4 separate regions of the Homo sapiens genome follow, and all the other regions are linked to region 3. The links are chromatin contacts, found by Hi-C or POLR2A ChIA-PET in ENCODE. All regions are on one chromosome and are shown on one strand. The core of a region is the stretch at or near the end of the contact, and the rest is flanking DNA. Distances in the headings are between cores, read along the strand shown.

Region 1 (2,855 bases), core at 110-2,609, 560 kb before region 3:
CCAGCTCTGTTCGAAGACTGGCGGCCATCAGTTGTCTCCGCTAAGACCGCATCCACTTAGGGCAAGGTTGCTCCCTGGGCAGTCTTATTCAGCAGATAAACCATTTCTAAAAATATGAACACAGCACTCGGCCAGGGCATCCCTTGGAGGTGCCATTTCTAGGTGTTACAACTGGAAAGGCAGGTGCACAAAATCCAAAACTGAAATTCTATCACGCTTTGCTTTGTGGGCTCGGCCTAGCCACTTCAGAGGGGCACGAGCGGCCCTCTCTGCGGGAGGAGCAGACACAAACGCTCTTCAGGGCGAAAGCAAACAGGTGGGGCGGGGTTTGGGGCTCTGTTAAAACGCCTCTCGCAGCGCTCTGAGCCTCCTGGATTGGAGCTCTCGCAGGCGGAGGCCACGACCTAGTTTAGCGTCCTTAGGGTAGCGCCGAGTCCTGCTCGTTCTGGGCGGGGGTATGAAGGAGGTACGAAAAGAGGGGGCCGGGCGCCCACTTCTGAGGAGAACAACGGCGGACCCTGCGTTCGGAGCTACCCTGGCCGCCCACCCCGCCCCGCTCCCTGCGAGGAGCGGAGATCTCAGAAACCAGAAACGGCGCCCACCGCACCCCACACGGCCCCACCTGGGGCCGCCTCCACGTGATGTCCTCGCGGAACTGGGCCAGCGGCGTAGACAAGTCGCAGAAGAGCGAGGAGTCCGCGGCGGGGAAGGCGGCGTCCCGGAACAGCTCCCTCGCCGGCGTCGCGCCCCGGCCCGCCCGCATCCTCGGCTCCGCGGGCTCCCATCTGCAGCCGGTTGCCTCGGGGTCGCAGCCCCGGAGAGAAGGCGAGTCAGCCGCCGCCGCCTCCGGCCCGCCCCGCCCGTTCCCCGCCCGGCCCAGCCCTCCAAGCCCGAGGGCCCCGCAGGTGCTGGACCAGGCCAGTACGCCGGCCCGCTAGTCTCCCATTGGTAACCAGGCGGCAGCCAACCGGGCGTGGGGTCTCGGGTCACGTGACAGGCGGCCCAATCGCACTCGCGCGACGGAAAGCGCCACGGACGTCGGAGGCCCAGGGGGCGGGGCTCCCGAGCTCCGCTCTTTCGTGGTCGGGCGGCGGACCGCACTGTATTTTTTCCTTCCGGGGGCGGCGGAGCCCAGGGCTATCCCGGCCTCCGCTCATACCCGGAGGGCCGGCAGGCGTTCAGTCCTCCAGCCGGTGAGGCTCGGGCCGGGGTGTCGGGACCGCCTGAACACGCGGGCTCTGGGAGCTTCAGGGACCAGGGAGCCACCTCGGCCGAGTTGCGTCGCAGACTACAGCTCCCAGCATGCGCCGCCGCTCCCAGCATGCACCTTCCTCCCGAAACGCGTCTCTGCTTCCGGCGCTCTGCTGCGGAGGCCGTGGCCGCGGGTAGTTGGGAGGAACCGAGATTTACGCTTGGTAAGGCAAGTTGCGAGCTGTCCGGCGCCGGTCGAGTTCCTGCCGCCGTCGTCGTCAGGCAGGGGAGAAGGGGGCCTCAACCCCTCTAGTGACAGCTGTTTGCTACCTAATAGGGCTTTTCATCCCACCGGGCCCCAGGGCCTTCGTTAGGAGCCCAGCAGGCTCAACTTCTTGCTGTGGTTCTGGAAAAGGGAGTGACCACCTGGCTCAACACCTCTCTCTGTGATGTGTTTGGGAGTTTTGGGAAATGAGACGGCTCCGAGGGAAGAGCTTGAGGGAGCGGCGTCGCACTCGTTCGACCTTCCCGGGCCTGGGCTTTGTTTCTAGGCATTTTAGGTTGAACGCTCTACATCTTAACTGGGGGCAGGGGAGGTGGCCAGAGCATCCCGCTGAGCGTTTTCCGATTCCCCAGATGGCCAGGCACCTGGTCCTGGTGGCTGGACAGTGACCCCGTGGACGCACATTTACAGCTATAGCCATTCAGTGCCGCGGGGAGGTGAGGATAGTGATCCTGGGACCTGCTCGAGGATTCACCCTTGCCCCAAGAACCTGTTCCATTCCCAGGAATGAAGGCGGTCAGGCAGGGGAGGAGAAGGGGGCCTCAACTCTTCTAGTGACAGCAGTTTGCCACCTAATAGAGCTTTTCAGATTTTGCCTCCTCAGGCCATTTTACTCAGCCTCGGACTATCAAGGATGGTCACATTGAAGCTGTTTTTCTGCAGTCAGGAGCGAAAAGTCCCGGCTGTTGAAGGAGAAACTGAATCTGGTTCAGGAGTCCCAGGTTCCTCCCTCTGAGAGGCCAGGTGGGGCCTGCGTGAGTAGCAGTTGTTCAGGTGGCAGGACACTGCTGTTTTCATCCCACCTGGCCCCAGGCCCCTGATTAGGGGCCCAGAGTGCTTATGTACTTGCCTCGGTCTGAGAAAGGGAGTGACTGCATAGCCCAACACCTGTGGGATGCCTCACTGCCCAGATGTTTCATCTCCGGGATGCTTCATTGCCCATTCAGCACCCTCTATGGTGCTGACTCTTCCGGAAGATGTTTCTGATTCCTTGCTAGGCTGGTGGTTGCACCATAGCTGAGAGGACTCAAGAAGAGCCTGGTCTCAGCTTCACCTAGGAGTCCCGGAGGAGTAAGAAACACGTATCTTTCCTGTTCTGGGCACATATGGGTGGGTAGCAGAGCTGAGGCTAGCTGAGGATCCCGACTCTCCTTTGGGAGCCTTTGTTGTGCCGCTCTCCCAGGCTGATCAGATCTGGAGAGCTAACAGCTTCCTGTGGCCACATCTGTGTCCAAGGCTGGGCCCATGCCTGTAGCCAGATTGCCAGGATCTGGAAGGGGCCAAGAGACAGCTGGTGCTGGGTAGGCAGCAGCCCTGTGTCAACCTGCCCCCACTATTACCCCATGCTGTGATTTGCATGTGGTCTGCCCCTGCCCAAAAT
Region 2 (2,761 bases), core at 243-2,742, 740 kb after region 3:
CCCAGTCAAAAGGGGGCTGAACAAGGACCCCAGGGACTATTGTATTTGGGGTTTTCTTTGTTGGGAACTTGGATTTCTGTTTGAAAGTGCTTGGTAAAACCTGCCGTCCTCCCTGTCCCGGGCACGCACCAGCAGGTGGAGGCAGGCGCTGCCTTCTGAACGGCTCTTTCCTTTTGTCCTCGGTTTTCTTGAGGCCTGGCTCACTTATTCCATTAGTCATGATTGGATAAAGCTTTTAAAGAAAAATCCCCACCCCTTGCCTTACTGTGCCACGAAAAATTCCTGAGTGAATGAGCGAAGCCACCCACTTGATAGGAGCCCTGGAGGCTGCCTTTCACATGGACTTTCAGGTGGGCCAGGCCCTGTATAGAACCCCGGCCCTCCCCATAGTGCCCTAGAAACACACTAAACACGGGAGCGTGTGTGGTGTGTGTGTGAGTGCGTGCGCGTGTGTGCGTACGTGAGTGCGTATGTGAGTGTGTGCGTGCGTGTGTGTGCATGCGCGTGCGAACTGAATGCATGCGTGCGCGCATGTGTGGTTGTGTGTGCGTACATGTGTGTACGTGACTGCTTGTGCGCACGTGCCTGTGTGTGTGTGTGTGTGTGCCTACTCCCATTTCAGGAGCTTGCCCTGCCTGTTTGATTTTTCTAAAGATTGACACTCTAAATCCCCTTTCTCTCCAAAACTCTCTTGGGGTGATATGGAAGACTCCTAGGGTCTCCAGTTTTACCATATTCTCCCTAGTCCACACAGAAGGTGTCCTTCAGCCACATAAAATGGGCCACTCATTGGTGCTGGACATCCTCACGCCATTGGTGCTGGTGTCCCCATGTCGCTGGTGCTTCATGTCACGTGCCGTTGGTTCTGGGTGTCCCCACAGCCTGGCCTTAGGGTGCTCTGTTTCTTTATAGTTAAGGAATTAGCTCAGCTGACAGGGAACTAGGTAAGAGTAAAGTCTGATAACATGGAAAATGTTAGTGCACATTTGAAAAAAAATAAATTTAGTAAAAATGTTGATATATTTTAAGTTTGAATGACAAGACTTGAGTGAATTTTTCCTGGTTAATGTTGTGTCTTTTGATTAAGCCATTTCAATGGAGTGTACATTTATATTAACTCTTGATGCCTTTTTTATTTGCCGTAATTGGATTAGAAAATAAGATCTTTTCTGTAGTTGATAGAACTTTGTTAATTTTATTCTCTCATTTGTTTTCCTTAACTCAAAAATGGTGAGTAAAGATCACGATGCTGTTTTAAAATTTAGGAAGTGGTGAACCATCAAGAGGATAAGGTTAGGTGTAATTTGAAGGATGATTATGAAGTGAGGGTTTATGCAGATTTGTGCACCAGTGTGTACAGTAGGGAAACGGAGGGTTATAACCAGGGGCATTCTCAGAGTTTGGGCAGGATCAGGCAGCGGGCAGAGCTCTGGTGCCCCATCAGGCGGGGACTTTGGGGGGTGCTCTCTGCTCTCCGTGGGCTCCCACATCAGATGAGCCAGGTGGCTGGGAGGGGCCCTGCGTGCCCAACACAGTGGCTGAGGGGCTGCTGCTCCTGCCCTGTGATGTGTGCTCTCTCCCCAGCCTGGATTTCCAGAAGAAAAGACCTCTGCTCCTCCTGTCTTTTTATTCTTTATTGGCCTGGTGCTGGGCACTTAGTTGGAGTTCAGTAAAGGTTTAGTGAGTGAAGAAGGAAAAAATGTTACTTAGAAGTGTTTTACTCGACTTCCTTGATCTGGAAACACACACACATATTGTAACATAAGAAAAGTTATATGCAAAAACAGTTCTTAAATGACACCTCGACTAAGACAAAACACAGACCTTTTCTTTTGTGGTTAGTGCTTTTTCGTATTTCATTTAAAAACAAAACAACCACCAAAAAACCTTCCCTACCTCAAGGCCATAAAGATAACCTTGTATATTTTCTCTTAAGGCCTTTGACGTTTTGTCTTTCATACTTAAGCCTTTGGTTTTTGTGTGGGGTGCAGGGTGGGGATCAGTTTCATTTTCTTTTCTCATTTTGAGAACCATAATGTTTGACACTTTACACCCTTTCTCTGGGATAGCTGTGCGGCCAGCTCATCCTCCAAGTTCAATCTGTTTTGGACCCTCCCTGTGCTCAGCTGCTCCAGAGCCTGTCCTGGGGCCAGCAGGGCACTGTCTCCTTGACAGGCGCTGCAGCCGCACTCCCCTGTCTCAGCCCCCTCCCTGCAATTGTCCCAGCTCCTCCTAAGCTGTGACTTGTCTAGAGACAAGTTCCTTTAAAAAGCCTAGCCTGAAACTTGATTGGAATTGCATTGACTCTATGGATGAATTTGAAGGCAGGGTTGGCATCCTGACAGTATATTTGTGTGTGTGGCTTCTCTTTCCCTCCATCAGGTCTTCTTTACTGTCTTTTTTCAATAGATTTTTATAATTTTCTCTATAAAGGTCTTGTACGTGTCAAGTTAGATTTATTCTTTATTCTTTGGTAGATTGTAGTTGTTTTGTTTTTCTGTTGCAGACAATACGTTTTTTTTTTAATTAAGTTTTCCCTTGCTAGTTTTTGGAATTGCAGTTGATTTTTATATTTTATTTTTATATCCAATCATCTTATTAAAATCTTATAATTTCTAAAAATTTTTTTCTGTAAATTCTTCAGGGTTTCTAAGACAAAGACTGTTAAAGTAACGATGCTAGTTTAGTGTCTTCCTCTCCAATTCCTGTGTTTATTTTCCTTGTCTTACTGTGCTAGCTGGGAATTCCAGTTCAGTTTTGA
Region 3 (2,700 bases), core at 6-2,505:
GGATCTAAAAACCAGACCCTCCTGCGTTGGGGACCGGGAATCCGTATTTTTGACAAAAAGCAATTCTTCAATTATAGAAACATCCATAGAACCGGCCGTAGTTTACACAGCTGCATTCCCACTGTTTTACAATCGCATGATCATTTCTGAAAAGTTGAAAACAAAGTTAAAGAATATTTAAGGGGTTAAGAACAAAAAGCCTGGGGAACACAAAAGATTATAAAAACCCTTCCCAACAGCAGGCATACTTGGAAGGAAACCTCACATGCAAGGCTCCTTCGTGGAGCCCAGAGCCCAGGTCCTGACGGGAGCACATTTTAAGAGATGGACTTGCCGGCGCGGTGGCTCACGCCTGTAATCCTAGCACTTTGGGAGGCCGAGGCGGGTGGATCACGAGGTCAGGAGATCGAGACCATCCTGGCTAACATGGTGAAACCCCGTCTCTACTAAAAATACAAAAAATTAGCCGGGTGTGGCGGCGGGCGCCTGTAGTCCCAGCTACTCGGGAGGCTGAGGCAGGAGAATGGCGTGAACCAGGGAGGCGGAGCTTGCAGTGAGCGCGATGGCGCCACCGCACTCCAGCCTGGGCGACAGAGCGGGACTCTGCCTCAAAAAAAAAAAAAAAAAAAAAAAAAAAAAAAAAAAAAAAAAGAGATGGACTTGGAGCGTGTGCTTTTGTTTTCTATGCTATTCAATGTGTTCACAGCAGGTCCCCTGGATGAGACCACTTAGCCTTCAGCTCCGGAGGCGACCCAGGCCGGCCTTGCCAGGTCCCTCTCCCTGACAGGCGCCCCGCGACAGGGGTCCCACCCCGTCCCTCCGCTCCTCGCCCCCTCTTTTTCCACTTTCCCTCCCCAGCGAGAACGTTCTGAGAGCTAGGAATGTTCTCTAGGAGGTCGCTTTGACGTCCACACCGCGCCTGGGGGATTCTGCGGGGAGCACAGGACCCTGGGACGAGACGCAGAAGTCGCTCCACGCCCTGGGCGGCCTCAGCTCCCGCGACACCGCAGCAACTCAGAACCCAGGCAGGGGCCGGGCAGCCAGCATGCTGCCCCCACGTTCACCTCCAACTCCCACCTCTCGGCCCTCGCCCCAACCCGCAGGACCCTGGCAGCGCACTGGCTGTCTCCGCGGAAGCCCCCGAGGGCCTCGGCGCGGCCCCGCCCCCTGGAAGGTTCCCGACAGGCGCCGCGGGCACCCCGGCCGTGACGTCACGGCAGCGCGCCGGCCGCGAGAGAGGGCCCCGTCGCGACCGCGTCCCCTTGGGTCCTTGATCCTGAGCTGACCGGGTAGCCATGGCCTTGCGGCTCCTGAAGCTGGCAGCGACGTCCGCGTCCGCCCGGGTCGTGGCGGCGGGCGCCCAGCGCGTGGTGAGCGGGCGGCGGGGTGGCAGGGTGGCGGGGTGGCAGGGTGGCGGGGTGGCGGGGTGGGGAGCAGTTCCACATCTCCCCCGGCCTCTGGCGGCGGCTCCCAGGTCGCTCTCCGGGTGGGTTTGGGGGACCCCTCCTGCCTCCGGAATTGTTTGGTCTTTGGTCGTGGACAGACCTCAGGGGGCCACGAGCTTCTCCAGGCCATTTTATCTCAGCTTTAAGCAAAACGCTGGAGCGCGGAGGTGATCAGGGCCCCGAGGCTGCCCTGATGCGGGAGGCCCGTGTGCAGGTGGCAGGCCGGGGGCACACGCGCTTGTCATTAGATAATTCACGTAGCAGCCCTGTCAAGAGCCGTTTAAAGGTCGGGCCCTGCTGGGTGCTTGGGTGATGCCATGTTGAGCAGACACGGAGTTCAGTGCTTGTGTCCGCTTCCTTTTGCCTTTACTCTGACTGACTACTCTCATTTCTTAGCATTTTGCCCCCACCTTCTTCAGTGAAATCGTTTCATACATTTGTAACACAGTTGGATTGCTTTGTCACATTCTGCCTTACATCTTGGGATCCTTCTACCTAATGCGTTTTTTAAAATGTGCATACATTGAGCGCATTCTTTGTGCTATAAGGTTCTATGGATTTTTTCTTTGTGCTATAAGGTTCTATAGGTTTTGACACGTGTGTAATAGCATGTCTCCACCATTATAGGTTCGTACAGAGTAGCTTCACTGCCTTAAAAAATTCCCCTCTGCTTTACCTATTAAACCCTTCTTTTTCTCCAACCCCTGACAACCACAGATCTCATTAACATTTCCATAGTTGCCTTTTCTGGAATGTCATATAATTAGAATCATACAATATATTGCCTTTTCAGACGCCTTGAATACTTGGAAATATCTATGTAAGATTCACTTATGTCTTCGTGGCTTGGTAACTCATTTCTTTTTAATCACTGAGTAATATCTCATTGCATGGATGTACTTCAATTCATTCAGCAATTGAAGGGCATCTTGGTTGCTTCAAGTTTTTGGCAATTATGAATAAAGCTGCTGTAATCGTGTACATGCAGATTTCTTTTTGGAAATACATTTTTATATCATTTGGGTAATACCTGGAAGAGCGATTACTCATGTAGTAAGACTAGTTTTCTAAGAAGCTGCCAAGCCATCTTCCAGAGTGACTGTGCCATTTGACTCCCACCAGAAGTGAAGGCTCTCCTTGTTGCTCTGCGTGCTCGCCAGCATGCGGGGCTGTCGGTTACTTTGGATTGCTATCCATTCTGATAGCTGCGTAGTGGTATCTTGTTTCAACTTTGGAATATCTCATGATATACAGT
Region 4 (2,700 bases), core at 108-2,607, 660 kb after region 3:
AGGGAGGCCTGGATTCAGGGGGGCGCTGCAGGGAGTCCAGAGTGCCCGTGCTGACTGGGTTTGGTCTGTCTCTGGGCAAATCCAGTTTTACAAGTCTGCTAAGTAGCAGTCTTTAAAACTGCATCTTGATTGGTGTGGCACCTGTCTCCTGCCTGCGAGAACCATACCTGCTTTTACTCTACCCTTTAACAGGAGAGCCCCGAGCCATGTCTTTCAGTGGGATCGAGGGAGTTGGAACATTTCAGAGCTGTGGGGTGCCTCCCTCAGCGCAGCATTTTGGACCTCTAGCACCACTCTCTGACGGTTGTTGGTGGCCCATGGCTAAGGGTTGCATGGTTGTCTTTGCATTTTTAAACTCTGTTTTGACCCCGCAGAGCCCCTTGGGAAAAGTCGGGATGCTACCCTCACTGACCTGCCAGTCCCGGGGACACAGGGCAGACGGCCTGCCGTCCTGTACAGGGCCCCGTGCATCTGGGCGTGCTTTTCTCTGCCTCATGAAGTGTGTCGCCAGCCACGCTGCAATCATCTGTTCTTTAAGAGAAAGAAAAGTGGAGATGACAGGATGTGGCGGTCCTATGATTCTCTCCGCCCACCAGGGAGGAATGGGAAGTTCCCATCAGGGCATGACGCCACTTTCAGTACAAGCCTTCAGGCATCTGTGCCACTTCCTTTCATGCACCCTGCACTGTCCTCAGCTCCTTTAAGCTCTTCATTTCCGTTGTTTTCTATGAAAGGTGGCTACGATTCTGTGTGTTCTGCTTGAGAGAAGGTGGCCCAGGCCTGCTGAGACGTCATGGGCCGTGTCATCCAGCAACCTGGCTTCCGAGGCGCTGTGTTGAACACTTCTTGACTTCATGAGTTTATAAGTACTTCATGCCCAGCTACACCGTGTACGCGGAAATGAGAGCAGGGCTTGACCCGTCTCTTGATTATCTGCAGCAGTTTTAATTTATTTTAAAATAGAAATAGCTTTGCTTTTTACATTAAAATAAAAATGCTTTTTGTAAACAATTGCAACAATAAATAAACTTAGAAAGTAGGAGTTTAACGAACCTCTGAGTTTCGCTCACATGCTTGGGAAACCAACCGGGTTAGCGGGACTGTAGCTTGGAGACATTGCAGCCCAAGCGGCTGTCTCTGGGGAGCCCTGTGGCTCCCGGGCTGCCCACCCCCCGCCGGGCAGTCGGCTTGCTGCCACCAGCAGGTGTGAGCTCCAACCGTAGACATGCTCTTGGTCCAGACGTCCATTTATTGGGACCCAAAACTCAGAACTGTGGGCAGTTCAGACCTGGAAAGATGAAAGGGGACCGTCGGGGAATGGGCCGTGCTGCTGTCTTCCTTCCCGCTTGTTGGCATCTGTCCAAGCCTTCCCTCCTTTCTTGGAGACTGTCACCAGAGAGGGCCTGTCTGTGTCTTGTCAAACAGAGAGGATTCCTCCCTGCCGGCGAGCCTGTCCACTGCCTGTGTGTGCAGGTCCTTTGTCACCTTCCTGCAGCTTCCCTGGGGTCACCAGGGGAGTGGTGTGTCACCCGTGGGGTTGGCATTCACCTCCCCCCAGGTGAGGGCTCTCTGACGGCTGTGAATAATCACAGCAGCAGGTACCAGGATTGTCTGCGGGTTCCCATCTGCAGGGCAGCCTCAGCTGTCGATGCCGACATCGATAGTTTTGAGTAGAGTTGGGGAGGAACTTGGGCTATCACCTGGAATCAAAGCACCTTTATTTACTGCTTTGGTCCGAAAGAACGCAACACTTAGGAGGGTCCACTCCAGCAGTGATAAGCACCTCACCTGCAGAACAGGGAGGGCTGCCTGCCCAGGTCTCCCACCTCACCTGGGCAGGAGAGGCACCTGCAGCTTGAGACAGGCATGGAGAGGACGGTCCTGACCACTGAGGAGTGTCTGTGTCTGGAGGAAACAGCCTGTGCCCCTCTCCTCAGGACGGAGGCCCTTCACTTGTACCCCCCTGTTATCCCCCAATGGAGAAGGAAGTGGGTGGGCGGCTGGGACACGTCAGTTTCCAGTTTTTCTTGCTTGGCACCCTGTCAATCTTGAGTTTGTTTCAAGAAGCTGTTCTGCTGCCTTGATGAGACCCCCTCCACGTGAAGAAAGGTGAAATGCAGCAGCGCCAGCCACGCAAGATGGTACTGTGCTTTGGACGGTGCATTTCAGGGTCTTCTCATCGCCCCCTTTGCTAGTCCCTGAATTCCTCACAGCCAAGTTCCTGTGTCTCTGCGGGCCCCACATCCCTCACATCTGACATTCAGGGCCCTCCTGTGTCTCCGAAGGAAGAGGGTTGGAACACACCTGCAGAGCCACGGTTCTCAAACTCCGGAGCCCTTCACACTCCTGCAAATTAGCATGGACTCCAAAGAGCTTTAGCTTCAATGATTGAGATGCACAGGCTGACTGTCGTTCTGACGTGCTTGGGACCAGAAGTGTTCAGGCTCTCAGAGTTTTTGGATTTTGAAGTATTTGCGTATACATAATGAGATATCTTGGGGATGGGACCTGAGTCTAAACATGAAATTTATTTATTTATTTATTTATTTATTTTGAGACGGAGTCTTACTCTGTCGCCCAGGCTGGAGTGCAGTGGTGTGGTCTCGGCTCACTGCCACCTCCGCCTCCCAGGTTTAAGCGATTCTACTGCCTCAGCCTCCCTCCCGAGTAGCTGGAATTACAGACATACACCACTATGAC

Evidence for each region. Hi-C counts contacts between places; a loop is a spot of excess contacts on that map. ChIA-PET counts read pairs that join two places held with the same protein, here RNA polymerase II (POLR2A). Pooled maps may share reads with other maps.
Region 1: a map of ascending aorta shows a loop between it and region 3 (19-fold over the local background). The contact joins the promoter of CAPN10-DT here to the promoter of NDUFA10 in region 3. A Hi-C loop is called at or near these places in 8 of 168 maps with a recorded cell type or tissue (CD14-positive monocyte, CD4-positive, alpha-beta T cell, CD8-positive, alpha-beta T cell and 5 more), 8 of 37 single-sample maps with no recorded cell type and 18 of 50 pooled maps. POLR2A ChIA-PET finds 5 or more read pairs at or near these places in 7 of 52 experiments (A549, B cell, CD4-positive, alpha-beta memory T cell and 4 more).
Region 2: a loop to region 3 is called in a pooled map, with 6 times the contacts of the local background. The contact joins the enhancer-like site here to the promoter of NDUFA10 in region 3. A Hi-C loop is called at or near these places in 4 of 50 pooled maps.
Region 4: a pooled map shows a loop between it and region 3 (7-fold over the local background). The contact joins the enhancer-like site here to the promoter of NDUFA10 in region 3. A Hi-C loop is called at or near these places in 4 of 50 pooled maps. POLR2A ChIA-PET finds 5 or more read pairs at or near these places in 3 of 52 experiments (BJ, HEK293 and WTC11).

Annotation. Positions count from the first base shown.
Region 1 is chr2:240,584,820-240,587,674 of GRCh38, reverse strand. It overlaps CAPN10-DT (CAPN10 divergent transcript), which reads left to right and starts at 1,359. Exons shown (of 1, transcript NR_103792.1): 1 at 1,359-2,855. It overlaps CAPN10 (calpain 10), which reads right to left and starts at 941. Exons shown (of 12, transcript NM_023083.4): 1 at 623-941. The coding sequence starts at 763. RefSeq lists a silencer at 675-904 and enhancers at 104-930, 869-1,163, 1,215-1,394, 2,385-2,754.
Region 2 is chr2:239,288,427-239,291,187 of GRCh38, reverse strand. All of the region lies in intron 2 of HDAC4 (histone deacetylase 4), which reads left to right. Among named protein-coding and RNA genes, the nearest start is that of MIR4269, 16 kb to the left of the region's middle. Within about 2 kb of position 1,492, at least 10 of the 41 ENCODE cell types and tissues checked have a DNase peak (open chromatin) inside an H3K27ac peak, as active enhancers do.
Region 3 is chr2:240,023,897-240,026,596 of GRCh38, reverse strand. NDUFA10 (NADH:ubiquinone oxidoreductase subunit A10) reads left to right here and starts at 1,255. Exons shown (of 10, transcript NM_004544.4): 1 at 1,255-1,370. The coding sequence starts at 1,296. RefSeq lists an enhancer at 431-1,260 and a silencer at 1,069-1,328.
Region 4 is chr2:239,367,832-239,370,531 of GRCh38, reverse strand. All of the region lies in intron 1 of HDAC4 (histone deacetylase 4), which reads left to right. Among named protein-coding and RNA genes, the nearest start is that of MIR2467, 17 kb to the right of the region's middle. RefSeq lists enhancers at 434-593, 614-933. Within about 2 kb of position 1,357, at least 12 of the 41 ENCODE cell types and tissues checked have a DNase peak (open chromatin) inside an H3K27ac peak, as active enhancers do.